2 separate regions of the Homo sapiens genome follow, and region 2 is linked to region 1. A link is an interaction called in ENCODE POLR2A ChIA-PET data of the cell type or tissue named here. Cell type or tissue: K562. All regions are shown on one strand. Links, peaks and the distances in the headings refer to the core of each region. The heading gives the core; the rest is flanking DNA. Region 1 holds the start of LOC124907731 (a long non-coding RNA gene). Region 2 has its middle 25 kb from the start of ODC1-DT.

Region 1 (11,135 bases), core at 7,791-10,290:
ATGTAGTGCTTCCTGTCCGAGCCAGCCCCACCGCGGCCTGAGAGCTGTGAAGCCACATGAGGATGCCCTCAACGACTCTGAACTCAGATCGGATCTGAGGGTTGGAGGCAGCCTCTGCCCCACCAGGGCCCAGTGGCTGTGGGCAAATCACTGAGTCTCTCTGAACCTCCGTCTTCTCCTCTGCCCAGGGAGAATGATAATAGGACCCACTTCAGAGCCACCGAGAGGATCAAAGATGAGGCAGAGTGTCGGGAGAGAGGGGAGCTATGCTTCTGAGCTGCATGCTCTGTGCAAATAATAACTCTTCATCCCCTCCATGGGATCTTCCGAGTCCCTGGGTATCAGGAGTGTGTCACCAAAAGAAGCCTAATGATGACGGAATCTCTGCGTAAGCGGCAGGCAGGGAGTGCTCTCTCCTCCTCTCCTCCCTCCCCACCTCCGCTGCTTCATTCTCCCCTCCAGGCTGCTTGCCAGCTGTGCCTTTACCCCAAGCCCTGGCATAAGCCAGGTGGGAAAGGCTTTCTGACTTTGAAAGGTGGGAGGCAGTGAGGACAGAGAGGAGGCCCGGGGTGTTCTTGGCTGGTCCCAGCCTTGTAACTGTTTCCAGCCAGGCAGAGCCAGGCCAGGGCTGTGAGTCCCAGCTGGGAGAAGGGTCTTCCCTCCTGTGGCTCCGGCTTTGGCTGGGTTCACCCTTGCCAGGCCACCCCTCTGGACTCACAGTGTCCTGAGTGCCCAGGTCTGGAAACGCAGGGACAGGGGCACCAGGGCAAGCCTGGAGACTCGGCGGAAGGAGTGCAGGGCTTGCCACCTGATGCCTGGCTCTGCAGCTGACCAGCCAGGTGACTTTGGGCGTGTCCTTTCTTTCCAGGCCTCAGTGTGCTAAGCTGTGACATGAGGGGGTTGGACTCTGCTCCAGGATCTGAAGCCTTTCCCCTGGGGCCTCACCCAGGCTGCTAAGGGCATCTCCATCAGGAAGGTGCCCAGGGACTGAGCCCATGAGAGCAGCCTGGCTTCGCCTGGCAGACAGGCGGAGGGTATCAGCCAGGGCTTCAGGGGCCCTGTGTGTGCCAACCCCCTTCCTCAGACCAGCACAGGAGACTTATATGGCCAGTCCTGCCCAAGACACCCCAATCTGGATCTTGCAAACCCAACATTTCAGGCTGGGTGGGTGTCTGCGTGTGTGCAAACGTGCACACATGGGCCCTACCTCCATTTACACTGGAAGGACTCCTCCTTAACCTCAGGAAATGGGCAGAGCGAAAGGCCTCCAGCCAGTTTCTCAGCTCCTGCCCCAGGGGGCAGGCTTGCTCCAGAGACCCCGTGGGCGAGGGCAGAAGGGAGGTGCTTCCTGGGCTTAGAGGTTGGGAAGTTCCCGCAGAGCCCTCAGTGCCAGCCCTGCGCCGTGGAGGACCATGTCCTGCAGCCAGTGGGCCCAAAGCGATCTGATCATGCTCCCTGCCAGGAAGGAGGTTTCTTGCACCCCAGCAGGTACACAGTGTTCGTTTACAGATCACACACAAGTGTTGTGCAAATTATGAAACATTCCACAACTAAAATTTCATAAAGATGAGGTCATTGTTCTCAGAGGCTGGCTGTTCACAGGTTCACTATGCCAAGCTGCGAAGGCACACACTCCCCGTGCGTCTGGAAGTCCAGGTGAGGCAGGAGAGAGTCCCAGGGTAACCTGCCTTCATCTTCCCACAAATCGGAGTCCAGCACTTGCAGCAAAGCTGGCATGAGGCTGTGATGACCCTGATGTCAAAGGTCCTTTTCAGGCCAGGTGCAGTGGCTCATGCCTGTAATCTCAGTACTTTGGGAGGCCGAAGCAGGAGGATTGCTTGAGCTCAGGAGTTCAAGACCAGCCTGGGCAACATGGCGAAACCCTGTCTCCACCAAAAATATAAAAAACTAGCCAGGCATGGTGGTGCAGACCTGTGGTCCCAGATACCAGGGAGGCTGAGGTGGGAGGATCGCTTGGGCCTGGGAAGTGGAGGTTGCAGTGAGTCAAGATCACACCACTGCACTACAGCCCGGGTGACAGTAAGACCCTATCTCCAAAAAAAAAAAATGGTCCTTTTCAGTGGTTCAGGGGACATTGTCAAACGGGCCAGAGCTGTGCTGGGCTGATGGGCTCCAGGAAGGCAGCCCCCCACAACACACACAGACAACGCACACACAAGCACACACGTGTGAGCACACATGTACACATGTGCACACACATGCACACACGGACACATGCACACATGCGTGAGCACACACATGTGCACACATGCCCACACACGTACACACGTACACGCGTGCACATACACACACATGCGCACCCAGACCCATGCACACATGCACACATGCACACAGACACACACATGTACACACATGTGCACGCACTCACATGCACACAGATACCCACACTCACATGCACACACGCAAACACACACACGCACCTCTCCCCTCAGTTGTGCGCTCAGACAGTGGAGGGGCTCGCCAGGCCTTGCTTTTCGCTTTTTCCTTCAGACTCTGGGCGATTAATATTTTCCAAAAGGCCTAGTGGCCTCCCCATCCCTTTATCACTCCTGCACTTGCGGCTGGTTTAAAAACAATTCCCAACTTCCTTTTACTCTTTCCAGCTGATCTAACTTTCCATGCTCAAGGCCAAATGACACACAAGCCCTCCCTTTTGAGTCACCAGTGACAAGTGTCCCGTGGCTTGGTGCATGGCGTTGGCTCTCTTTGCAGAGGTGGGACCTGAGGGAGGCTCTGGGAGGGAGAAGGTGGGCCGCGTGGAGGGGACCCAAGGTCTGCTTCTGGAACAAGGAGGGCTCCCCTGCCTGCCCCACCCTCCATATGCTGAATGGTGGTGGTCCCTCCTGCCCCACTGCAGCTCCCACAGAGCTCGTCTCCCCACCCTACCCCTGCCTGGTCAGAAAAACTCCATTTATCCTACAGGGTTCTGCGTGGTTGCTCCCGGAAGCCCACTAGGATCTCCCGGGTAAGTGGATGCCTGTTCCTCCCTGCTACAGGTGGAATTGTGCCCCCGTCTTGAAGCCCCCAGTACCTCAAAATGTGACTATACTTGGAGATAGAACCTTTTAAAAGGTCATGGAAGTAAAATGAGGTCATTTGGATGGGCCCCAGTCCAACAGGACTCATGTCCTTTAAGAAGAGATTAGGGCACAGATACACACAGCAGAAAGACCACGTGAGGACACAGCCACAGTACAGCCACCTCCTAGCCAAAGGACGACCTCAGAATACACCAGCCCTGCCGACACCTCAATCCTGGACTTTCAGCCTCCACGACTATGAGAAGGTAAATGTCCGTGGTTTCAGTCACCAGTCTGTGGGACTTTGTTACGCACCCAAGGGGACTGAGACTCTCCCCTGCGCTCCCGTGCCTCCGGGCCTCCTCCAGCCCAGTGAGCGCCAGGCTGAAAGGTTCTTTCCCTTGTTTCCCTCCCTGCACTGGGACTGGCCTGGAGAAGAATTTGTCTGAACGCCTTTGGTGCCTGGCTCTGCAGGTGTTCAGGAAACACTTGCTGAAGTGAATTAAATTCTTTTTTTTTTTTTTGAGATGGAATCTCACTCTGTTGCCCAGGCTGGAGTGCAGTGGCACGATCTCGGCTTACTGCAACCTCCACCTCCCGGGATCAAGCCATTCTTCTGCCTCAGCCTCCTGAGTAGCTGAGACTACAGGAGCACGCCACCACGCCCGGCTAATTTTTGTGTTTTTAGTACAGATGAGGTTTCACCATGTTGGGCAGGCTGGTCTCCAACTCCTGACCTCAGGTGATCCACCCACCTCGGCCTCCCTAAGTGCTGTGATTATAGGCATGAGCCACTGCACCTGGTGTGAATTAAATTCTTCTTGGCCTAAACACACGTACTTTATACAGCTCTGAGGCTCACAGAAGAAATACACAGTTGGTGCCGGTGCAGTGACTCTGGGGCCACCAAAGGGTACATCAGGCCCCATCAGATCTAGCCAGCGACCTGCAGCCCCCGACAAGCCTTCCTGAGCTTCCACCCCGGCTGCAGCCTTCTCCCCATGTGCCCACGTACTTGGGCTGCTACTGCTGCCTGGGTCTGTCCGCTTGTCAGTCAGTGAAGTTTCCCCAATCTGTTTATATTAGTTATGCTTATCATAATGGCATTGTGTAATTGAGTATACACAAAATGATAAAATATGAATATGAAAGTGATTTCTATGCACACTCATTAAATGCCTTGAAAAGACTCATTAAAGGTGAATTGCTTTACAAAATTGCTGTTGAGTTAAGCTTGGTGTGACCGCCAGTCTCCAAGATGGCCCCATGCTTCTTATCTCTTGGAGTTCACACCGTGTGTGGCTCTCTCCCATGTCGAATCAAGACCGACTGGGAGACATAGAATACCATGGGAGTGACACTCTGTGTGCTCCAAGGCTGGGTCACAGAAGGCGTTGCAGCCTTTGCTTGGTTCTCTGGGGTCTCTGGCTCTGGACGAAGCTGTCACACCATGAAGATGGCTCTTTGGAGGGGCCACATGGAGAGGAGCTGAAGCCTCCTACCCGCAGCTAGCACCAGCCTCGGGAATGAGGCAGTTTGGAAGCGGCACCTTCAGCACCAGGCAATGCTCCTGAGGGCAGCTCCTGCTGACGTCGGCTGCAACCTCAGGGGAACCTTATAGTCCAGTTGCTCCCACATCCCTGCCCACAGACAACATGAGAGAGTGTGAATGAGGGTCGGTGCTGTAAGTGCTGGGGCGGCGTCGTTGGCTGGGCAGCAATAGCCAACCAGCACATCACAGGAAACAGGGGCCTAAGTGGAGTCTGCACCTTGTTGTTTACAAATGTTTTTAAACTCGCATTATATTATTTTTTTTTTTGAGACAGGGTTTCACTGTCGCACAGACTGGAGTGAGTGGCACGATCTTGGCTCACTGCAACCTCTGCCACCTGGGCTCAAGCCATCCTCCCACCTCAGCCTCCCGAGTACCTAGGACTACAGGTGCATAGCACCGCACCTGGCTAATTTTTCTGTATTGTTAGCAGAGACGGTGTTTCGTCATGTTGCGCAGCCTGGTCTTGAACTCCTGTGCTCAAGTGATCCACCCATCTTGGCCTCCCACAGTGCTGGGATGACAGATGTGAGCAACCGTGCTGGCCTCTCATTAGTTAAGAAGCAGAGGCTCCGAGTCAGGGGTCCCCCGGGCACCACAATGCCAGAGTCGGTGTGTACTCTAACCACGTGGCCCAGGCCCAGGGAAGGCGTCGCACAGACATCCGGATATGATGGATGAAAGTACTTTTGTATGTTTTAGGTTAAAAATAAAAATATAAGGATATATGTGAACATTAAAAAAAATTTAGGCCGGGTGCAGTGGCTCACGCCTGTAATCTCAGCACTTTGGGAGGCCGAGGTGGGCAGATAATGAGGTCAGGAGATTGAGACCATCCTGGCTAACACGGTGAAACCCCGTCTCTACTAAAAATTAGCTAGGCTTGGTGGTGGGTGCCTGTAGTCCCAGCTACTCGGGAGGCTGAGGCAGAATGGTGTGAACCCGGGAGGCGGAGCTTGCAGTGAACCCAGCCGAGATCGTGCCACTGCACTCCAGCCTGGGAGACAGCGAGACTCTGTCTTGAAAAAAAAAATTTCTCATTGTAACCAAATTTTTGCTAAACAAAACCAACGCCAGTCCTAAAAGTTTGGGAAGAACATTTCTGAGGGTTTCTCTGAATACCTGTGGACATCCCTTCATGCAGTGACCTGAAGGTTGTGTGTCAATCAAAGTTTCAGACATTCGAATGACACTTTAAATGTCCAATTAATTAGGCAGCTTTGCACAGAAGGGGCCCATGATGAACCCTTTTGTTACCGGAAAGGGGTCCAGATCCAGACCCCAATAGAGGGTTCTTGGATCTCTCAAAAGACAGCATAAAGTGAAAGCAAGTTTATTAAGAGACCAAAGGAATAACAGAATTGGCTACTCCACAGGCAGAGCGGCCCCGAGGGGTCCACTTTTATGGCCATTTCCTGATGATATGCTAACCAAGGGGTGGATTATTCATGAATGTTCCAAGAAAGGGATAGGCAATTCCCAGAACTGAAGGTTCCTCACCACTTGAAACCATATAGGATAACTTCCTGACGTTGCCATGGCATTTGTAAACTGTCATGGTGCTGATGGGAGTGTCTCTTAGCATGCTAATGCATTATCATTATTGTATAATGAGCAGTGAGGACGACGACCAGAGGTCACTTTCCTCGCCATCTTGGTTTTGGTGGGTTTTGGCCGGTTTCTTTACCACGTGCTATTTTATCAGCAAGGTCTTTATGACCTGTATCTTGTGCCGGCTTCCTATCTCATCCTGTGAATAAGAGTGCTTGACCTCCACCGGGCATGATGCCTGTAATCCCAGCACTTTGGGAGGCTGAGGCGGGCGGATCATGAGGTCAAGAGATCGAGACCATCCTGGCCAACATGGTGAAACCCTGTTTCACTAAAAATACAAAAATTAGCTGGGTGTGGTGGCACTTGCCTGTAGTCCCAGCTACTCGGGAGCCTGAGGCAGGAGAATCGCTTTAACCGGGAGGTGGAGGTTGCAGTGAGCCGAGATCACGCCACTGCACTCCAGCCTGGCAACAGAGCAGACCTCCATCTCAAAAAAAATAAAAAAATAAAAAAAATAAAAAAGAATGCCTGACCTCCTGACCTCCTTGGAATGCAGCCCACTGGCAGTAGGTCTCAGCCTTATTTTACCCAGCCGCTATTCAAGATGGAGTCACTCTGGTTTGAATGCCTCGGACACTTTGACCTCTTCTAGCTTCGGATCCCAAAGTGGCTTAACAGGGCAAACCTGTACCCTTGGTAGCCTGGACCAGAAGTAAGTGCTCCCTGCCAAGAAGTACCCTGCTGCTGCCCCCGCCAACTTTGGCTCAGTGTCTGTTTGAAAAGAACTGCATGCTTCTTCCTTTCCGTTTTCATGAACTGAAGAGGGCTGACCCGGCAGCTCTGCAGCCCCAAGCTGGCGGGCAGGTGACGGTGTCAGCATCACAGTCCCAGGCTCCGTCTCGGCTTTTCTTCTTCCCTCCCGTCCGCCCCAGTGGCTCTTCTCCTCCCACAGCTCCCTCACCTCCCCATGGCTGCCACCCCTTCACCCCTCGCCCAGACCTCTTTCCTGCATCCTGTCACCTGAGGGATGAACACTTCTTACGTCCCTGACCCTCGCCGCTCCAGTGCCCTCTGCCAAGACTGGTGCTGCCCTCCACCCACCCCTGGGCCAGGCCCGGGTTCGCCTTCCCTCTGCCTGCCCCTGCTTTCTTCCCTTCCAAACAGGGACAGAGTCGCTCAGGCCCCCGCCACCCTGTGCCTCCCCTTCTGCTTTCATGCCTGGCCCCAAGCCCTCCTGTCAGGACAGAGGGGCTTTCAGGCATTCAGCAAGCACTTAACACCTGCTGTATGCAGGGCACTGTCCCTACTCCGGAAGCTCACGCCAGCCGAGGGGGCGGTGGGTGGTCAGATCAGCTCACACCTGGTCAGTTGACCACAATACCAGGGGTGCTATTGGCGCCTAGGAGTGAGTCTCGGGCCACCTGCCTGACAGAGAGTCGTTAAAGTCAGGTCCTGAGAAGGGGCTGAAGCTGGGCAGGAGGAGAGTGGGGCCAGAGCATTTCGGGCAGAGCAGGTGATGTGTGTGGACACCCGAACCTGAGTGGGGGCCCTGCAGGACTGGAGGGGTGACGTGGGCTCTGCTTTCTTAGAGAGTGGTGGGAGGGGATGAGGCAGGGAGCGGGGATGAGGCAGGGAGCCGGGATGAGGCAGGGCATTCCATTCCTCGGAGCCTTGGGGGGCTTTGGAGGCTTGGAGCAGGGAAGTACTGGGATCCACTCGTGATCTAAGGGCTGAATTTGACACACAGGGGACCCACAGAGAAGCTCCACGCAGGCCGAGGGAAGGCCGCTGCAGTGGCTGTGGAGGCACAGATGAGGAGAGCATGTTCCTTCGAGGGATGTTTAGGAGGCTGGGCCGTGGGGACTTGGTGGTGGACCAGATGGAGGACGGGGGAGAAGCAGGCCACAGGTGACTCCCAGCTGCAGGTTCAAGGCCTCAGGGGGCCAGTGACGCCAGTTCCCAAGACGGGGAACGCCGGGAGCAATGGGCCCGGGAAGGAAGAGAATTGATGAATTTGGGACACGTTCAGCCTGGGACACCTGAGGACAAGTAGGTGGAGATGCTACGCTGGCAGGCAGAAGTGGGGTCCAGGCAGAGGCAGAGGGAGGAGGTGGCTCGCCTGCTAGAGGTCACTGAAGTGAGCCATGGCCAGTGGATGGCACCTGGCAGACCTGCGTGGGAAGGAATGCTCCCCTGCTGAACCCTAATCTCTGGAGCGAGGGAGGAACTTCGTCCTGTGGCAGGCCTGCCCGGCAGTGTTGCTGCATTCCGGGCAGCGGCAGCATCGGGCGAGGGTATGGGGTGGGAAGAGCGGACTCTGGTCTCAGCCCTGAGGAACTCTGCATCTGAGGAACAGGTGGAGGGGAAGCCGGCAGAGGGGGCTGAGCAAGAAACCCTGAGACATGGGGAGGACAAGGCTCTGTCCAGTACCGTAGAAGCCGCAGGAGGAGAGCTTCAGGCCAGGGCAAGCAGCCGAGTCAGAGCAGGGCGGAGGAGTGCCCACTGGACTCAAGTAAGAGGAGGGTGGAGGAGTGCCCCCTGGACTGGGGCCAGAGGAGGGTGGAGGAGTGCCCCCTGGACTGGGGTCAGAGGAGGGAGGAGGAGTGCCCCCTGGACTGGGGTCGGAGGAGGGAGGAGGAGTGCCCGCTGGACTGGGGCCGGAGGAGGGAGGAGGAGTGCCCCCTGGACTGGGGTTGGGGGAGGGAGGAGGAGTGCTCGATGGACTGGGGTCAGAGGAGGGCGGAGGAGTGCCCGCTGGACTCAGGGACACGAGGCCATCGGGGGCTTTGGGGGAAGCAGCTCTGATCATATGATGGAGGCCACACCAGAGTGCACCAGGAGCAAACAAACCCTGAGGCTTTTCCCATGACAAACTGTCCTAAAAAGGAAAGGATAGGCCCATCAATGAAAAGGAGCGTGGAATCCTGGGAAGAGCTGACTGTTCTGTGTTTTCAGATGTGGGTGGTGGAGCACGTGGTCGGTTATGATTGGGGTTGGCTGTGACACTATTTCGTTAGGAGAGAAGTTTAGAGGCCAGCAGTTTGTGGTGGGAATGGCAGCGCCTCTGTCATCAGACACCCACGCTGCCTCTTCCTTTCTGCTCACTGTCCTGGCCACTTCCGCCTGTGTCTCACTGGCCAGATCCCAGACACATGGCCCCACCCCGCTGCTTGGGCTTCTGTGGCCGAGGAGGAAGAGGAGAAGGGAATTGGTGGGTGACTGGCAGCTTCTGCCACATTCCGCTTAAATATTAATGAGAAATGCCAAAGTCACAGAGAAAGGAAGATGGTTTTTGGTTTCAGGTTCCTGAGAAGGCAGGGGTAGGGGGAGAGGCAGCTGTCCAAAGCCCAGGCGAGGAGACCAGGCTTTGGGAGAAGGACAGAAACGGCTTCCATGGCTCCTCTCCTGCGGGAGGGATGAGGGAGGAGGGGCTCGAGTCTGTAGATGTGGCCACAGAGGTCAAAGGCTCTCTGTCTGATGGCTTCTACATCATGAAGACAGCCGGGAGCTCTACCAAGAGTGTGAAGTGTGCAGAACAGGTCAGAGAATTTCAGAGAGTGGAGAAGATACAAAGCCCTCCTTAAACAAGATGGGGAATCAAATGGAGAAGCATGTGGGGGTTGCAGGTTAGTTCAAGATAGAACTCAAGAGCGCAGTTGACCAGGTAGATGTGGGCTTCCAGCAGGCTGGGAAGTTGGGGAGTGGACTCCCAGTAAGGCCAAGGAACAGCCTCGGAGGAGCCACTGGGCGGGCAGCTTGGAAGAGGGGCCAGCTCAGGAGGTGGGTGACTGGAATTCGGATTTGGGAGATGGTGCATTCCGAGGCAATGTCCAGGCTGTCCCTGACTGTGAGTGGAGCTGATGGCTGAGATGGAGGGAGATGATGTGGTGGAGAAGAGGAGGTGGAAGACCCAAGAAGCCAGGGCACCAAATGGGTCATCCACATGGCACCTGAGTTGTTTAGGATTGGGGCAGGAATTGGGCGTGAGCAAGACATAAAACAACGTCCTCGCAGCTCTGCTCGGCTCAGGGCTGTGAAGAGGCTGCCATGGGAAAGCAGTCGTGAGTTGGGTGTGTGACTCCCAAGCCCTGTATGGGACCCCAGGTGGTCTCCTGCGCCCATCCCTCCCCTCACTGGCCCAGCCTACCCAGGACTTCCACGGGCATCTGCTTCCCTCAGCTCAGAACCCCCAGCTCCACCCTTTGTAAGTTAAACTCCCAAACCCTAGCCTGGCGTTTGAGGACGCCTTTACCTGCAGAGTGCCGTGGCTCAGAGCAAAGACCCCTGATTCCGACCCCCTGGGTCTATTCTTGTGCCTGCCACTTAATATATGTGGGGCCTCAGCCAAGTTAACAAACCGCTTTGTGCCTCAGTTTCCCTCTATAAGATGGCGATAGTAAAGGACGTCTCTCTAGGGATTAAATGAGGTAACCTACATAAAGTACTTACAGGTGTTAGCTGCTATTTTAACTCCTCCTGGCCTCTTCGCACACGGGGCAGGCTACTGACCTCTTGGACCACTCGGAAGCCTCGCATTTTCCTGACTCCTGCCTCGGAAAGCTCTGCATGCCTTCCTCTCCTCTCTTCCTCAGTACGGAGCACCATGCCTCGGTAAGCTCTGCTATGCTAGTCCAGTGATGACTGGCCTGCCCTTCCCACTCCCACAGCTGGGCCCTAATTCAGGACAGCCTTGCCTCCTACCTGAACTCACACAAGACTGGCCTCGCTCATCTGTGCCCTCCCGCACTTGTTCTGATTCAGCTTATGCCCCCTAAAGAACAGTGGTGGCCTCTAGCCCACCAGGGGTTCCCCACCTCATTCAGAAAGGTGTGGCTCTTTCTTTCCTTTTTCTTTTTTCTTTTCTTTTCTTTTTAAAATTTTGAGATTGGCCGGGTGCAATGGCTCATGCCTGTAATCCCAGCACTTTGGAAGGCTGAAGCAGGTGTATCATCTGAGGTCAGGAGTTCGAGACCAGCCTGGCCAACATG
Region 2 (16,291 bases), core at 7,161-9,660, 200 kb after region 1:
TACTTCTCTAGATCCAAAACTAGAGAAACAGGCGGGCGATGCTCAGTGAATGGCTACAGATTGAACAAACTGAGGGGAGTGAAAAGTCACTCTCTGGTTCCTCGCCTCCTAAGTTCTGGAAAGTTCTTTCAATGGCATTAGCAGAAATGACCAGCCACCAAGACATTTTCTGCCTCCAATGACACCCAACAGTGACTCCTTTCAAGTATGTTGGCCAACTTGCAGACTGGACTCCAGTGTGCTGGGCATTGTGAAGGGGTTCACTGCACCCCTCCCTACCCCATTCCTCCAGGCCAAGGGCCAGAGGGGGCCCCACAGGCTGACGGTCACCAGATTCAAGACTCTGGTGCCGCAGGAGGCTGCTCAAGGGCCCCAAGGCATCTTTTGCCCTCAGCACCAACGCTGGCCCCCAAGATGGCCTTGGCACATGCTGCAGTCGTAGGAGAGAGAACCGACAGCAGGGGTCTCCTAGAGTCATCTGGGCGGGTGTAGCTCTCAGGGCCAGAAGGACCCGTGTGAGAGGTAGGGTGAGAGCAGGTAAGGTCTTTGGTGCCTTCGGTAATCTAGACGCATCTGTACCCACAGGCTGCCGAGGTCACATGAAGCAAGGGTCCCGTTTGTATTCTAGGACCATCATTTTCAATTATTTTTCATGACAAGTGTGTACTGTTTCAAACACATGAGCTGACTTGGTTTCATGGGCTATTTGGGGCCAGTATTTGCCTTTCATCACAGTGTTGCTGGGGTAAAATACATCTCACATTTCAAATGACTGACTTGCAAGCAACATCTTAGAATACAGCCCACCTTTCTTAGTTCTAGAAGTGGGGTGCTGCGGGGTGCCCCGGGGGAGGGGAGGGAAAAGCAGCAGAGGGGCTGCCACCATTGCGGTAACTCTGCCTGTCTCCTGGAAGCAGCGGGACGGGCACCACTTCCATCCAGCAGATGTCAGCGCCATAGCCTATAGCTGGTGGAGGAGTCCGCCCCGTTCACTTCTGTTGCTGGCCGAGTCCCACTTCACTGAGAGTGTCTGTGCCGTTAACCAGAAGGAACACTGGGCGGGAGGGGCGGGTCTTGTCCAGTGCTGTGTCCTCACCTTGCCTGGTGCAGGGCACGCCTCACGTGCCGGGATGGACAATGTGTGTGAGTGAGGTCAAATGCACATAACATTTACTATTTTATATTTATTTATTTATTTATTTATTTTGAAACAGAGTCTCACTGTGTTACCCAGGCTGGAGTGCAGTGGTGCGATCTCAGCTCTCCGCTGCCTCCACCTCCCACGTTCAAGCGATTCTCCTTCCTCAGCCTCCTGAGTAGCTGGGGCTACAGGCGCATGCCACCATGCCCATCTAATTTTTTTATTTTTAGTAGAGATGGGGTTTCACCATGTTGGCCAGGCTGGTCTCAAACTCCTGACCTCAGGTGATGTGCCCACCTTGGCCTCCCAAAGTGCTGGGATTACAGGTGTAAGCCACTGTGCCTGGCCAAAATTTACCATTTTAAAGTGTACCATTCAGCCGGGCATGATGGCTCATGCCTATAATCCCAGCACTTTGGGAGGCTGAGAGGGGCGGATCACCTGAGGTCAGGAGTTTGAGACCAGCCTGACCAACATGGAGAAACCCCGTCTCTACTAAAAATACAAAATTAGCCAGCCGTGGTGGCAGGCGCCTGTAATCCCAGCTACTCAGGAGGCTGAGGCAGGAGAATCGCTTGAACCCGGGAGGCGGAGGTTGCAGTGAGCGGAGATCGAGCCATTGCACTCCAGCCTGGGCAACAAGAGCAAAACTCCATCTGAACATAAATAAATAAATAAATAAAGTGTACCATTTAGTGGCATTCAGTACATTCACAATGTCCTGCAACCAGCACCACTGTTGACTTCCAGAATGTTTTCATCACCCTGAAAGGAAACCTCATAACCATTAAGCATCCTGGTGGTTGTAATAAGGAGCACTCACTTTTTAAAAGTACTATTAATTTTTTGTTTAAGACAGGGTCTTGCCCTGTCACCCAGGCGGGACTACAGTGGTGCGATCGTAGCTTACAGCAGCCTCTAACTCCTGGGCTCAAGCAATCCTCCCACTTCAGCTTCCTGGAGTAGCTGGGACTACAGGCATGCAACACCACACCCAACTAATTTTTTAAAGTTTTTTGTAAAGACAGAGTCTCACTATGTTGCTCAGGCTGGTCTTGAACTCCTGGGCTCAAGCTGTCCTCCCACCTCAACCTCCCAAAGTGCTGGAATTTCAGGTGTGAGCCACAGTGTCAGGCCATAAATGTTATTTTCTAAAATGAGAAGAAACAGCTTTGCCTTAAAGAATGAGCCCACCCCTCTGTTCACCCCCATCACTGGAGAGGGGAGGCCCGGCCCTGTCGGATGTGCTTTGCTGTATTTGGGGCCATTTTTGTAATGTGGCTTGTATTCAGTCCTTCACATTGGATTCTACGGGCCTCATACACACAGGTGTGTGCACACACACACAAACACACCATCCTCATTCTTTTACAGTTGCCCTCTGTGATGGTCTTAAAACTTCTAGGAGGACCCCTGGCAGTGAAGAAGTCTAATTCCCATTTGTGGAGGGATTCCATGCTCCATTGTGGGACATCCTCAAGGTTGTCTAGACACATGGACTTGGCAAATATTTATGCAATTCCGCTGCTGTTGAAATAAGAAAGGCCTGTCTAGGAAGGCAGACAGCCCAAGAAAGGGGAGGACAGGCCCTCGGGGCCAGATTTGGGTGGGATTGGCCAAGGCCAGGCTCAGAAATTCCACCTGGTCAGGGTCTGAGGGACTGGCTCAGACCAACCCAGATCAGGAGGCTGAGAGGACAGCAGACTGATGGGGTGAGGGGGCCCAAGACCAGGGGAGGCCTTGTGCACTCTGGAGCACCAGGTTGGTGGCCAGCCCCTGGCTCCTGGTGGCAGGGCCATCTGCCTGGTAGAAGTACCCAGAAGTCTGCAGCGGTAGCGGCATGTACCTTTTCCCCCTATGGGGCAAGGTCACCTGGAGAGGGGGCTGGACAGGCCACCTCTGGGCAAAGTTAGCACATGGGACATGCTTTCCCTGTCGTGCCCACAGTCCAGTGAGGGGAAGGAAAGGGCTGAGGGCTTGTCCTGCAGGCAGTGTCCCAGACAACCAGTCTAAGAGGCCTGGTGGCCGGGCTGGCTCCAACACCCCCAGCTAATGTCATTTCAGGGCTGAGCTGCAGGCAGTATGTGGGGGCCTGTGCTCCAGGCCCCAGTGCTAGGGGCGCATTCTTAGGGCCTGAAAGGAAGAGCGGATGGAGGAGCATGAAAGAACACAGGAGCCTGCAGGTGAGCTGGCGTCCAAGAACCTGTTCGAACTGAAATGTGCTTGTGCCGCCATTCCCATTTTTAAAGAGAGAATCCAACAGAAAAATGTGTTGATTCCTTTCAGATTTGCCATGCCTGAGAAACACCGTTCATTCAGGCCATGGGACTGCACCCAAGTTCTTGCCCCTCTCTCAGCGGCACTGGGAAGGGACACTTCATTCCCCAAGGCTGCGCTTGCAATGCTAACGCTGTCAGGGGCAGAAGAGAATCCTGGGAGATCCAGGCTTGCAGGCTTGGAGGCAGGAAGCACCTTAAAGTTCAACACTCCACTTTAGCAGGATCTGAAAGAGACAAGCATGACATATCCACAGTGGGGTAACCCCAGCTAATCCTCTGTCTCTCCGAGCTGTCACATAGCAGGAGCAGCTGTAGTGACTGCTCTTGGGTGTTGTCATGACCTGGGTGAAGGAGAGCCGCAGTCCCAGCCAGGATTTTGGCAAAAGCAACAGAGGAAAGAATTGGATAGCACTGGTGCTCCTCAGTCGGCTCTGCTAGGACAGAATGCAGGCAGCTGGCGGGACAGGAATGGCAGAGCAGATGGGGACCCTGATGGAGCCCTTGCCACGTGTGGGGCTCTGTGCAGTGGGATTTCGTGTTCGTTAACTCATTTGATCCTTGCCACAGCTCCTTTTACTAATGAGGAAACTGAGGCAGGGAGAGGTTGGAACTTGCCCAAGATTAACCACAATGGGTACAGAACCAGAGTTCAAATCCAGGCTTGTCTGACTTCAACAGTCATGTCGGAGGAAAGAGCAAAGCATCCGGAGCCGCTTCAGTGTCTCCAGGTCAAGGGAAGGAGCTTTGCTGGTGGTGGTGAGGCTGTTGAGTAAGACAAGGAGAGCCATCAGCAAGGGGTCTCTCAGGGGCAACTGTGCCCCGTTCTGGAACCGCGCACACTCTCCTAGGAGAGTCGCCTATTAATCCATGCACCCAACAACAGAAACTATTAGCTCAGCCTGGCTCACGGTTAAAATGGAAGCCCTTCACTCACTTACCAACGTCCTCTGGAAATGCCATTGTAGGATTAATAAGCCTTCCTGCAACACAACCGGGTACCAGGTGTCAGCTGGCTGAGTGACAAGAGCATCAACTTCAAGCCAGAACATGGTTGGAATCCTAGTTCTCCTGTGTGACCCCAAATATGCCACTTCACTTTCAGAGCCTCCATTTTCCTCATCTGTAAAATGGGGATAACAACAGTCACTCATAGGGTTGTCTTAAGAATGTATTTCGAGGAGACAGCACAGGCAAAAAAAAGCCACGAGCCCCGTGCTCGGCACACAGCAGATGCTTGGTTGAGTCCAAGTATGAGGGAAGTGAGAGTTTTCCAAGCGAGAGGGTTGAGGAGCAGAAGCATTCTGACCTGAGAAATGGGTGTGCAGGCTTTGCTCAGCTCACATGAAGATAAGCCAGTACCAGGGTGAAACTTCTGAGTCAGCTCGGATAACTCCCCATAACGCCTGTAAGCCGTACAACATGTATTTAACACAGACGCTGCAACTGATTGAGGTCTCCCTGTCAATCACGTCCTGGGGAGGGGCGGGGAAACCAGCAGGGCGGCCCCCGTGGGGCCAAGCCAGGCCTGAGACAGTCGACTTGCGGTCTTGTTCAGACTTAGCTACTAACTGCTTTGGGGCCTTCGGCAAATTACTTAACTTCTCAGTGTCTCACTCCCCTTATCTGTAAAATGGGGATAATAATATTTACCTACCTCAGGGGGCTTGTTGCAAGAATTAATTAAAGTTTATGAAGTGCTTTGAGATTCCCAGATAAAAGGCCCTGCAAAAGTACAAAGGATTATTATCACAAGCCAGTAAGCTATAAAACATAATTTCACAGGAAAAGGCAAAATTTTAATTTCTATACAAGCAGAAACAGAGGCAGATATAGTCATAGAAAGTTTTTTTTAAGTCTAGAAGATAATTTACATAATTTTTAAAAATTATAACATATTTTCTCCTTGCCAATAATCAATGCAGCTTGATAATTACAGATTTCAGTGGTAGGCCAGCAAAGGGTCATAACGTGTCTCTTTGTGCCAGGCCTGTGTTAGGGACTCTCCTTGAGTTAGCCCTTGGAGTCCCACAGCAGCCCTGGGAGGCAAGTATCAGCACCCCAGCATCATGCGAGGGGAGAGAAAGGCCAGCCCTGGAACCTTGGAGGAGCTCTAGAGCTTTCCAGCTCTGAGGAATGCTTGGTGACCTTCTAATTCCCCTTGGCAGGGCATCTTTAAGCAGATTTGAGTTGTAACCACAAGGGGTAACCTAGAGAAAGGCTGGATCAGGCTGTTTGAAAGGAAAAATGAGCTGCTGCTATCTGCATTCTAGTTCATGTTTGAACACCTGTCTCCCCAAGAAAGCCCCCCTTCCTCCATCTCTAGGCTTCTTTCTTCACAAGAAAAAAGGAAAGATCGTCTCCATCTGCCTGTGAACTATGTAGGGAGACTCAATTACCTTCTTTAAAAAATATTAATAGATGATAGATATCTATCTATCTATTTAGATAGATGGAGCTTTAAAGATGAGAAGCCCTTTATATGGGAAGTTTTGTATGGCTAGTCCCTTTCATGTCCCCTGGAAGCCTTTCCACAGGTTTAATTAGGTGCCAGGGATGGGTAGAGCAAGCCCATACCTTTAGGATGGTTCTAAGGGGGACAGAGAGGCAGCGTGAGTGACCACGGGCTTGGGGTGAAGGCCTAGGTTGTTTCACTCTGGGGTTTGGGGTGGACACTAGAACTGAGCTCCTAGGCAATGCATGCAAAGCACCTGATACTGGGGGAGAAATGATTTTTATTTTTATATATTTTTTGAGAATGAGTCTTTCGTTGTCTCCCAGGCTGGAGTGCAGTAGCGCCATTGCAGCTCACTGCAACCTCCCCCTTCCAGGCTCAAGCCATCCTCCTACCTCAGCCTCTCGAGTAGCTGGGACCCCAGGTGCACGCCACCATGCCCAGCTAATTTTTTTGTATTTTTAGTAGAAACAGGGTTTCACATGTTGGCCAGGCTAGTCTCAAACTCCTGAGCTCAAGCGATCTTCCTGCCTTGGTCTCCCAAAGTGCTGGCATTACAGGCATGAGCCACCGTTTCTGGCCCAAAAAATGATTTGTATTATTCTTTTGTATATTAGATGGACAGAGAAATGGAAGAATACAGGGTGGGCAGAATAGTCTATAATTTCCCAGCTTGTCTGAAAAATTTCAAAAGTACATTTGGATTAGAAAATTATAACATGAAATGAATGGGCACCAATGGGTAAGTAAAAGGCATCTTTGTCTGGCTCATTCTGGGATCCATGTATCTGGGGAGAGGCTCCTGCTCTACTGGGGACGTGCAGAGGCAAACCTGAAAGTGGGGTCCTCAGAGAGCAGATGCCTGAAGCAAGCGCGGGGGTCCCAGCCCACCTGAGTTGCTTCCTCTGAGCTACAGAAGCTAAAGAGCCAGTAGCCCCAGTCACTTTTCTCCATGTGGAAGACATTGGTTCAGATCTCAGTTTTGCCACTTGCTGTCTGTGACTGCAGGATTTTTAAAATTTATCTTCTTATCTGGAAAACAAGAACCTCCCCCCAGGGTGTCCTGAGGACTCATGGGTCAGTGCTTAGCCAGCCTCCCAGGTGTGGAAATCCCCAGCCCCGGGAGGACCTGCCTCACCTCTGCTTGGGGCCAGCACCTTGCCGTGTGCTTTTTCTGTCTTATTTCATGAATTCTTCACTGTGAGATAGGAGATAAAATGTCAAGATCTTAATTTGACCTTCAACTTTGAAGAAATACTTTTCTACTAAATTCCCTTTTTATGAAAAAAGAGAGAAAGATAAAATCTGTAACAGGATAGAATACATCGATGCAATCTGTCCCTCCATATTCCAAGTACTCCAAGCAATCTCTGCTAGGATCTGTGCAGGAAACACGAGCTTTGCAAACACCTGGCAACAAGAGGCTTTTTTTTTTTTTTTTTTTTTGAGACGGAGTCTCGCTCTGTCGTCCAGGCTGGAGTGCAGTGGCGCGATCTCGGCTCACTGCAAGCTCCGCCTCCTGGATTCACACCATTCTCCTGCCTCAGCCTCCCGAGTAGCTGGGACTACAGGTGCCCGCCACCATGCCCGGCTAATTTTTTGTATTTTTAGTAGAGATGGGGTTTCACCGTGTTAGCCAGGATGGTCTCGATCTCCTAACCTCATGATCCGACCGCCTCGGCCTCCCAAAGTGCTGGGATTATAGGCGTGAGCCACGGCGCCCGGCCGCAACAAAGAGCCTTGAGCGGCTCCAACATCTCCCACCAGTGCCGGCATTCCTGGGCAGGTGACAAAGAGCCAGGGAGGGACAAACAGCCTGAGACCAGGCCAGCGGGGTTGTGAACTTCCCCCCCAGTACGGGCACCCAGAGTTGGTGCCGCACTCCACACCCACAACCTCTGCAGGGACAGGCCACCCGGAGCTGCTGACACAGATGTGCCAGAGAGAGGGAACCCGTGTTCCTCGACTCCAGGAATATGAGGATCAAAATAACCACATTTTAGCATCGGAAAGGGCTTTAAACATTTTTAATTTCTTATTTTTGGAGAGATGGAGTCTCACCATGTTGCCTAGGCTGGTCTTGAACTCCTGAGCTCAGGGCTTCCCAAAGTGCTGGGATTACAGACGTGAGCCACCGCACCCGGCCTGGAAGGGCTTTTGAGATGGTATCATTTTACAGAAGAGAAAAACGGTCTCGGAGAGGCCTAAGTGCTTTCTTAAGAGGGTACCGAAGCCGAGGACTGGCTTGCTCCCTGGGCCTGGCTGCTCAAGGTCCTTTCCCACTGGCTCTGCTTTTGATGGCCCCCCAGACCCTCCGTTTTTTCTTCTGCAAAACCAGTGTTGACCAGAAGCCAAAGTGATCATCAGCATAGAAATCCTGGCTGAGGAGCCTCTCAGGAGGCCACAGAGGAGGATCCCTCAACTGAGGGAGAGGGAAAGGCAGCCGCCTGGTGGGGCCAGAGGGCAGGGCCTCTCCTCTTTGGGGTCTGTGTTGGGAGGAAGGGGTTCCCCAGGAGAGTGCATGATCTTTCTTCCACCCTCTTGCTTCCCATGCGCTGGCCTTCGGCTGACTGGTCTTCTACCTTTATGCAGCTGCGTCCTAAATATGCCACATCAGAAGGAACAGGGGCTGCCGTTTGGATCTCCGTTGTGTGCAGGAAGTGCGCCTGTCCCACTGTCACGCAACCTCTCCCAGTCCTGCAATGACATCTGTAGAACGGAGTCCCTCTTCCACAGAGGGGGACCCAGAGGCTCACGGCGGTCAGGCGGCTCACCCAAGGCCACACAGTAAGGCCTCGGCGGTCTCCTGGCTCCACACTCACGGTCTCCCCACACCCACTCTCGGCAGCCCCTCTGGGGAGTGCCTAGAGGTTCCGTCACCTCTGCGTGGGGGCTGGGGGTCCAGCGGGAACTGTGTGCCAGCCACTGGACGCTTGTCTGTGAAGGGGGCTGATGGACCTAAGGGCTGCTCAGGGCATTTCTAGCTCTCATTCTCAGGGCTGGCCACGGGGGAGGGGGGGCTGTGTGAGGTCCCCAGGGAACCCTACCCCCGGCCCAGGGCGGGGAGGGCTGCACACATGTGGCTCAGCCAGCAGCCTTGGAAAGACCTGTCCTCCCCGTGGACCTGGAGACCAGGGTTCATCCGAGCACAGTGGCAGGAGGCCTGGGCCGGGCCTGAGGCCTCGTAGACCCCAGGCGTGCTGTGCGCAGTGGACAGGATGAGTCTCGATGGGCCTCGGGGTTCTCACTGCCGCAAGGAGAGGGCTGTGGGTGCTTGATTTCAGAAAAGACAAAAATCTCCGCATTTGGGCACGAAAGAGACCGCCGAGATCTCCAGTGCTGCCGCTGGTTTCGTTTGGAAGAACATTTTCTTGCTTAAAAAGCAACCCCATGTCTGAACATGCCTGTCCCTTCATGCTGATATACTCGGTTCTGGAAGCCGAGGGTCGCCGATCTGGTGCGCAGTTAACAGACCTACACCCAGCTTGTGCCGGTCTAACAAGCCACGCCAGAGGGGAAGCTGCCCGGGGCCTCCCAGGGCCCCTCCCTGAAGGAATTGTACTCACGTTCCCATCCCAGCCTTCTGGGCTTTGGCCTCGCCACACCGACTGAGCCACAGTTAATAATTCCACAGCATCTGTGAACCTAAGGACTCGTTTAATCCTCCCGAGACCTTGTGAGGGGAGGCTTGTTAATCCTGTTTCCTCAGGCGAGCGGGATGCTGAATGACCAGCCCTGGACATGCTGGGCAATGGTAGGGCTGGAGGTTGGGTCTGGCTTGACTGGCCCCAAGGGTCACACTGTTGCCCTGAGCCCAGGCACCTGTGAGAGAGCATGGCAGCCTCTGGCTCTTTCTAAGTGGGCAAGACAGGCTTTGAATGAACTGAATTATGCCAACCGTTGAAGGGCTTGGTAGCAGGTTAGACTCTCATACCCTGGGAAGGCCCTCCTCCTGAAGGGAGAAGCGCAGACACAGTACCGTAGCTGCCATGTGCAAGCCCTACTGTGTGGGGGCACCACCCACGTGATTTCATGGACTGCCCGCTGTAGAAATGGGATTGGCACTCTTCATACTTTGTGGTGGAGATGCCGAGGCTCTGAGAGATGAAATGGCCTTTGTGAGTGACATAGCCTGGATTCAAAGCCCGGGAGACACAACTCAAAATGGGCTGGGATACTGCAAATTAGTCACTAAGAATTGGAATTTAAGGCTGGGCTCGGTGGCTCATGCTTGCAATCCCAGCACTTTGGGAGATCGAGGCGGGTGGATCTTCTGAGGTCAGGAGTTCGAGACCAGCCTGGCAACCCTGTCTCTACTAAAAATGCTAAATAGGCGGAGGCTACAGTGAGCCGCTTTCATGCCACTGCACTCCAGCCTGGGCAGCAGAGTGAAACTCCCGCTCAAAAAAAAAAAAAAAAAAAAAAAGAATTGCAGTTTTTAAATCTCCCTCTTATCACTACAGGGTGGGAAAGAGACAGGTGCTGGCCGGAGAAGGGAAACCTTTTCTGAATTGAAGCTATTGGTACCATGTTTTGTTCAGACCCAAAAAAAGACAAGTTGTTGGTCTAGCCTAGTAGTTCTCAACTGGGGTGATCTGGCAATGTCTGAGGATCTTTTTGGTTGTCATGGTGGGGAGAAGGTGTGCGCTCCTGCGTCTGGTGGGTGGAGGCCAGGGCTGCTGCCACACGTCTCATAAGGTGAGGACAGGCCCCACAGCAAGGAACAATCCAGCCCACGGTGTCAACAGTGCTAAACAGTGCACCTCCATCTCCCTCAGACGTCTTTGCTGTTATTTCCTGTTCCCCTGGTGCCGCCTACACAAATTTCATTCATTCATTCACTCTTTCATTCCTTCATCCATTCATCTCTTCAATACTTATCAATAACTATGGTGTGGTACACAATGGGCCCAGGTCGCACCTTAAGGAGCTCACATTTGGAGAGTGGGGAGGAGAGAAAGAAAAGCAAGCAAAGCATGGGTGCCCGGGCCTGGCAGCACAGGGGCAGACAGGACGCGTGGTTCAGCCTGGGGAAAGGGAAGCCTTCCTGGGTGAGTTGACACTGCCCCTGGGACTAGAAGGATGAGTAGATCCCACAGAAAAGAAGTCGTGTGATGTGCAAACATTCAGAAGAGGGAGAGGGCCTCCCCTCTGAGCCTGCTCTCTTCCTGCCAGGCTGTGGCCTGGAACAGGCTCCCTCCCACACTCAGTTTTCAACGGAAGGGCAGAGGCCACCTGCTCTTCAAGCTTTGCAGAGGTCTCCATTGGCAGTGGAGCCAGAGCACGTATAGGGGAGGTGTCTCTTTCATCTCCCCAGGAGGGTCGGCCGTGTTGGGAACACCCCGTGATGCTAATTATTCAAATGGGCTTGTCCTCTGAGAAGCCGCTCTCTGAACTTCAAACATTTTGACCAGTACTAATTGAGCAGCAAAGCATCCAGGAGATTAGATCTGCCCCAAACCAATTAGTTTAACTCTGGAGAAGTTTACCAAACATTTTTCTGTGATCAAAGACTCTTTTTTTTGCAGAGGGTGTGATGCTCCACCCATCTGTCTTCCTTTGCCACGGGTGGACAGACGGCAGAGGAGAAGCGTGTCTCTCCTCTGCAGGTGGCCCTGGTGTCATGGGGTTAAAAGTCTGCGTTTTCAACATTCTCACAATGGCTGTGAGGACCCCCTGTTGTTTCTGTGACTTGGTGCAGAGATAAGAAAGGTCTTGGGGCTTTGAGGGAGGTGGTGCCTGAGACCCCCCTCAGGCACTGAGAGACATAATCCCAAGGCCCGGGGGGGTTCCATGGAAGGAAGGATGGCAAGGCCCTTCGCATGACCGTGTTGCCTAGGCTGGGTCAGCTGCATGATGGCCGTCGTTTGAGTCACTCACCATTCGCTAAGTGGCCTCACCAGTGCCAGGTGCCGGGGATGTCACAGATGAGGGAGAGGCCACCTAGGGCCTCCAGGAGCTGGTGTCCAGTGGGTGGGAGGCACAGCAGCACACGCAGTCATGGTGCAGTGTGGCCACGGCCCTGTGTGCTGCTGAGGGGCCCTGAGCCTGCGCCCTGTCCCTCCTCCGAACGTTTGTACATCATACGACTTTTTTGTGGGATCTATTCGTCCTTTGAGTCCCAGTGGCGGTGTCAACCCACCCTGGAAGCCCTCCCTGTCTCCAGGCTGAATCGGGTGTTCTGTCTGCCTGATGCTGGGGCACCCGTCCTTCATTTGCTTTTCTTTCTCCCCTCTCCCCTCCCCAAAGGTGAACTTCTTAAGGTGGGACCTGGGCCTGTTGTCTGTGTATCCCCCCACAGAAGAGGTCCGATAAATATCGAATAGATGGAGGAATAAAGGAATGGAATTGTGCGGGCAGCATAGGGGGAACAGGAAGTAATGGCTCAGCTGCCTGAGGGAGATGAAGGTGCGTCCCTCAGCTGACGCTTTGTGGTGACTGTGTCTGCTGACACCACTCTAGAATATTCTCTCCCTAGAACAATGCTGACAGGCATACAATCAAATAGATGGATATTCCCTCCCCACCATGAAAGACTCATTTCATGGGAACAAGTCCGCACAGCAGCATGTGGGTGTGCACCCCACACACCAACCCCACCAAAACCCACAGTGTGCATGCCCATGTCTCCCCGCCCACCAGTGACGGGGCGTGCTCGGCCCCCCTTCCTCATGACAGCTGGTGACCCCGCTGCCCTTCCGGCTTTGTAATGGCAGAAACACAAGGACCAGAGAGGGAAGAGGAGAAGGCAAATGTTTATTGACGTGAGTACAGGCGCTCCTACCGCAAGAGAGGAAACACTAGCGCTGCGATTATAAAGGTCATATACCTTGCACCTGTGGAATATTCTCCTGGAAGTTTCAATTCAGAAAATAACTAAAAATTTTTTATGAACAGAAAAATGGAGGTTGCCTTCCCCTTGAGGTAGTAGAAATGCATTTCTCTGGTTACGGACGAGATGAATTTAGAGCCAACAGCAATAGTCACACAAATGGCTTCAGGCAGGGTCTCGGCCACCTCTTGGTTAAAGTTGCTACTTGAAGTTTTCTGTAAGAACAGTCACGATTTAGTAATTCTGGAGCCCCCGACCCCACTCAGTTCGGCCTCAGCAGATATGCTCATTTGAAAACACGCATCAGCTGCCATTTTGCTTCAAGATGACCAAATGCCCCACAAATTAGCCCTGTCATGTATCATGATCCCCTTTAGTAGCATAAAGGGATCCTACATCCATCAACTCCTGTGCAGGTTATCGGGGAACAGAGAGAACGAGATAAACATGAATGTGAAGCAGTGCTGTTGAACCCATGCGTCACCTTGCGTGGTCAATGAATGAGCATTGACGCACTTTTCAATAATCATAATGTTTACAAGTACTTGCTAAGTACCAGACACTGTGCTAAGTGCCTGAGATACCTCACTCAGCATAGACTTAGGAGGTGTGTGTTATGGTCACCAGCTAACAAATGAGAAAATGAAATGAAGTGTTCATTGGCCGGGGCCATGACAGAGCTTGTAAGCCCAGAGCTGAGATGGGGCCCCAGTGGCCCACATATCTAAGTGGTGCGATGCACGGCACAGAGCAGACTATAGAGGCATCTGCATTATTATTACATTTGTATTATTATTTTGAGACAGGGTTTCATTCTGTCACTCAGGCTGAAGTGCAGTGGTGTGATCATAGCTCACTGAAACCTTGAACTCCTGGGCTCAAACAATACTCCCACCTCAGCCTCCTGAATAGCTGAGACTATAGGTGCATGCTATCATGCCTGGCTAGTTTTCTTTTCTTTTCTTTTCTTTTCTTTTCTCTTCTCTTCTCTTCTTTTTCCCTCCCTCCCTTCCTTCCTTCCTTCCTCTTTCTCTCTCTTTCCTTCCTTCCTTTCTTCCTTCCCTCCCTCCCTCTCTCTTTCTTTCTCTTTCTCCTTCCTTCCTTTCTCTCTCTTTCTCCCTCTTTTCTTCCTTTCTCCGTTTCTTTCTTTTTCTTTCTCTCTCTCTCCTTCCTTTCTTCCTTCCTTCCTTTCTTCCTCTTTCTTTCTCCCTTTCTTTTCTCTCTCTCTCCTTTCTTTCTCTTTCTTTCTCTTTCCTTCCATCTCTTTCTTTCTTTCTCTCTTTCTTTTCTCTCTTTTTCTCTCCTTCCTTCCTTCCTTTCTTCCTTTCTCTCTCTTTCTCTCTTTCTTTCTCTCTCCTTCCTTCCGTCCTTTCTTTATCTCTTTCTCTTTCTTTCTTTCTCTCTTTATCTCTCTTTCTCTTTCTTTTTTTCTCTTTCTCCTTCTTTCCTTCTCTTTCTTTTTCTACCTTTATTTCTTTCTCTCTTCCTCTCTCTTTCTTTCTTTTTCTCCTTCTCTCTTTCTGTCTTTTCTCTCTCTCTCTCTTTCTTTCTTTTTCTCTCTCTCCTTCCTTCCTTCCTTCTCTCTCTCTTTCCCTCCCTCCACCCTCCCTCCCTCTCTCTCTTTCTCCCTTTCTTTCTTTCTCTCTCTCTCTTTCTCTCTTTCTTTCTTTTGTAGAGACAGGGTCTCACTGTGTTGCCCAGCCTAGTCTCCTAGTCTCTAGTAATCCTCCATGCCTGGCTAATTTATTTTCTTTCTGTCCCTTCCTTCTTTTCTTTCCTTCTTTCTTTGGTTTGTTCATTCTTGAGACAGGGTCTCACTATGTTGCCCAGGCTGGTCTCCTGGCCTCTAGTGATTCTCCCACCTTGGCCTCTTGAAGTGCTGGGATCTTCAGTGGGAACCCCCACACCAGGCCTGCATCTTCATTGGTACTGCTGTTATTCAGCACCAGAAAAGATCTGTGCCTCTTTGAGGAGGGACACATCAGAGGCACATGGCCCTTCACTCTCCAGGGGTCACAGGGGAATCTTGACCACCCTGGGCACGGAAGTCAGGTTGTCAATCATTAGCCCAAATAGGAAGAGGGACAAGGGCTCCTGGGCACAACACACTCATCCCATGCAGTCTTCCCCAGCTCACTGAAGACCTGTGACCTGTGGCCTGAGTTGTTGACTTGCCTGGCCCTTATTGATCTGATGCTTTTGTGCACAGGTGAGCTCCTCCCTTTCCTTCCAGCCCCCCTGTTGGAGGATGAGAGACCACATAGACGCAGACCCCAAACAGGTGAGTGACGCCAAGCCTAGAGCAGCCAAGTTCAGCTCAGCCCAGAAGGAAGATGCCACTGAGCCCAGCTCACATCACTAACACACAGAATCATGAGTGAACATGACAACTGTCGGAAGCCACTGAGTTTTGGGAGTATTTGTAACCTACCAATAGATAACTGGGGCACAGGGCAAGCTCATAGGAACAAAGCCCAGTCATGGAACTGAAGCTGGGGGCTGGGGAGCTGGCGGGGTTACGGAGCCATTCTCTTTGTCTCTCTCCGGGGATGCATGGTGGCTGTCAACAGCACCACTGCCCCTTCTCTTAGGCCACTCTCAGCAATCTTGCTGCCTCAGCCCTAACTCCACGTGGCCATTCAGCGCAAGAGCTCACCATTACCAAATGACTGGCCCTTGGGTCTCCTTGACTGACACGCACCCTGAACCCAGTTGGCCCAGCTCAGCTGCCGTGATGAGCTACCTGATGCCGGTGGGCACTTTGGGCAGGAGGCATTATGGGGAAGCTCTCCAGGAAAGGGCTTGTGCCAGGGCAGGTAGTGGAACACGGTATTCCATCACTCATATGAGGGAGGATGTAAGGATAGGAAACCTGAAGTGCCTTTCTTATACACTCAACACCACTCTTCTGACACCAGATGTGTGAGTTTTTTTTTTCCCACACACCAAGCAATTCTTCAACAGACCCCAACTGGGTTTCTATAATGCCACTCAGTTCTGACACTGTCGCCTGGAGGTAGCGTCGGATCCCACAGGCGAAGGGCTCCGTCCCACAAGGCTGTCCCCTCTTCAGACGCCAATCACAAGCCCTGGTGTATGACTCGTGTTCCTGACTGACTGGCTGTACATTGGGGGTTCCACAGTCCCCCTCCTCAGGTTTGACTAATTTGCTAGGATGGCTCACAGATCTCAGGGAAATGCTTACATTTACTGATTTATTATAAAGGGTGTCACAGGTGATACAGGTGAGCAGCCAGAGGGAAAGGATGCGTGACACACGCCTGTGGGAAGAGGTGTGGAGCTTCCATGCCCTCTGTGGGCACACGCCCCGCCCTCTAACGCCCCCCATGTGTTCAGCAATCCAGAGACTCTCCGAGCCCCAGAGTTCTGGGGTTTTCATGGCAGTTTCAACATAAGCATGATTGATTATTAACCTGGCTTCCAGCTCCTCTCTTTCTCTGGTGAATGCGGGATGGAGCTGAAAGCTCCAAGCCTCTCATCAGGGCTTGGGATTTCCAGTGACCGTTCTCCTGGCCAGGAGTCCACCAAGAGTCACTTCATTAGAAAAAAAAAAAAAGTTCCTATCA

Evidence for each region. Peaks named below come from ENCODE experiments on the same cell type or tissue, not always from the same donor. Only the 100,000 strongest peaks of a DNase experiment are listed, where the experiment ranks them.
Region 2: POLR2A ChIA-PET joins it to region 1 with 6 read pairs; 3 of 35 experiments call an interaction of 5 or more read pairs at or near these places.

Annotation. Positions count from the first base shown.
Region 1 is chr2:10,269,412-10,280,546 of GRCh38, forward strand. It overlaps LOC124907731 (a long non-coding RNA gene), which reads left to right and starts at 2,990. Exons shown (of 2, transcript XR_007086209.1): 1 at 2,990-3,307; 2 at 3,891-4,258. RefSeq lists an enhancer at 2,264-2,764. In K562, for the core only: no CTCF peak of the experiment used is centred there; DNase peaks (open chromatin) are centred at 9,260 and 9,580; H3K4me3 peaks cover 683 bases.
Region 2 is chr2:10,466,585-10,482,875 of GRCh38, forward strand. No RefSeq gene overlaps it. Among named protein-coding and RNA genes, the nearest start is that of ODC1-DT, 25 kb to the left of the region's middle. RefSeq lists enhancers at 1-348, 349-849, 2,520-3,034, 3,035-3,549, 10,207-10,910 and 1 more and a silencer at 11,606-11,796. In K562, for the core only: no CTCF peak of the experiment used is centred there; no DNase peak of the experiment used is centred there; H3K27me3 peaks cover 1,111 bases.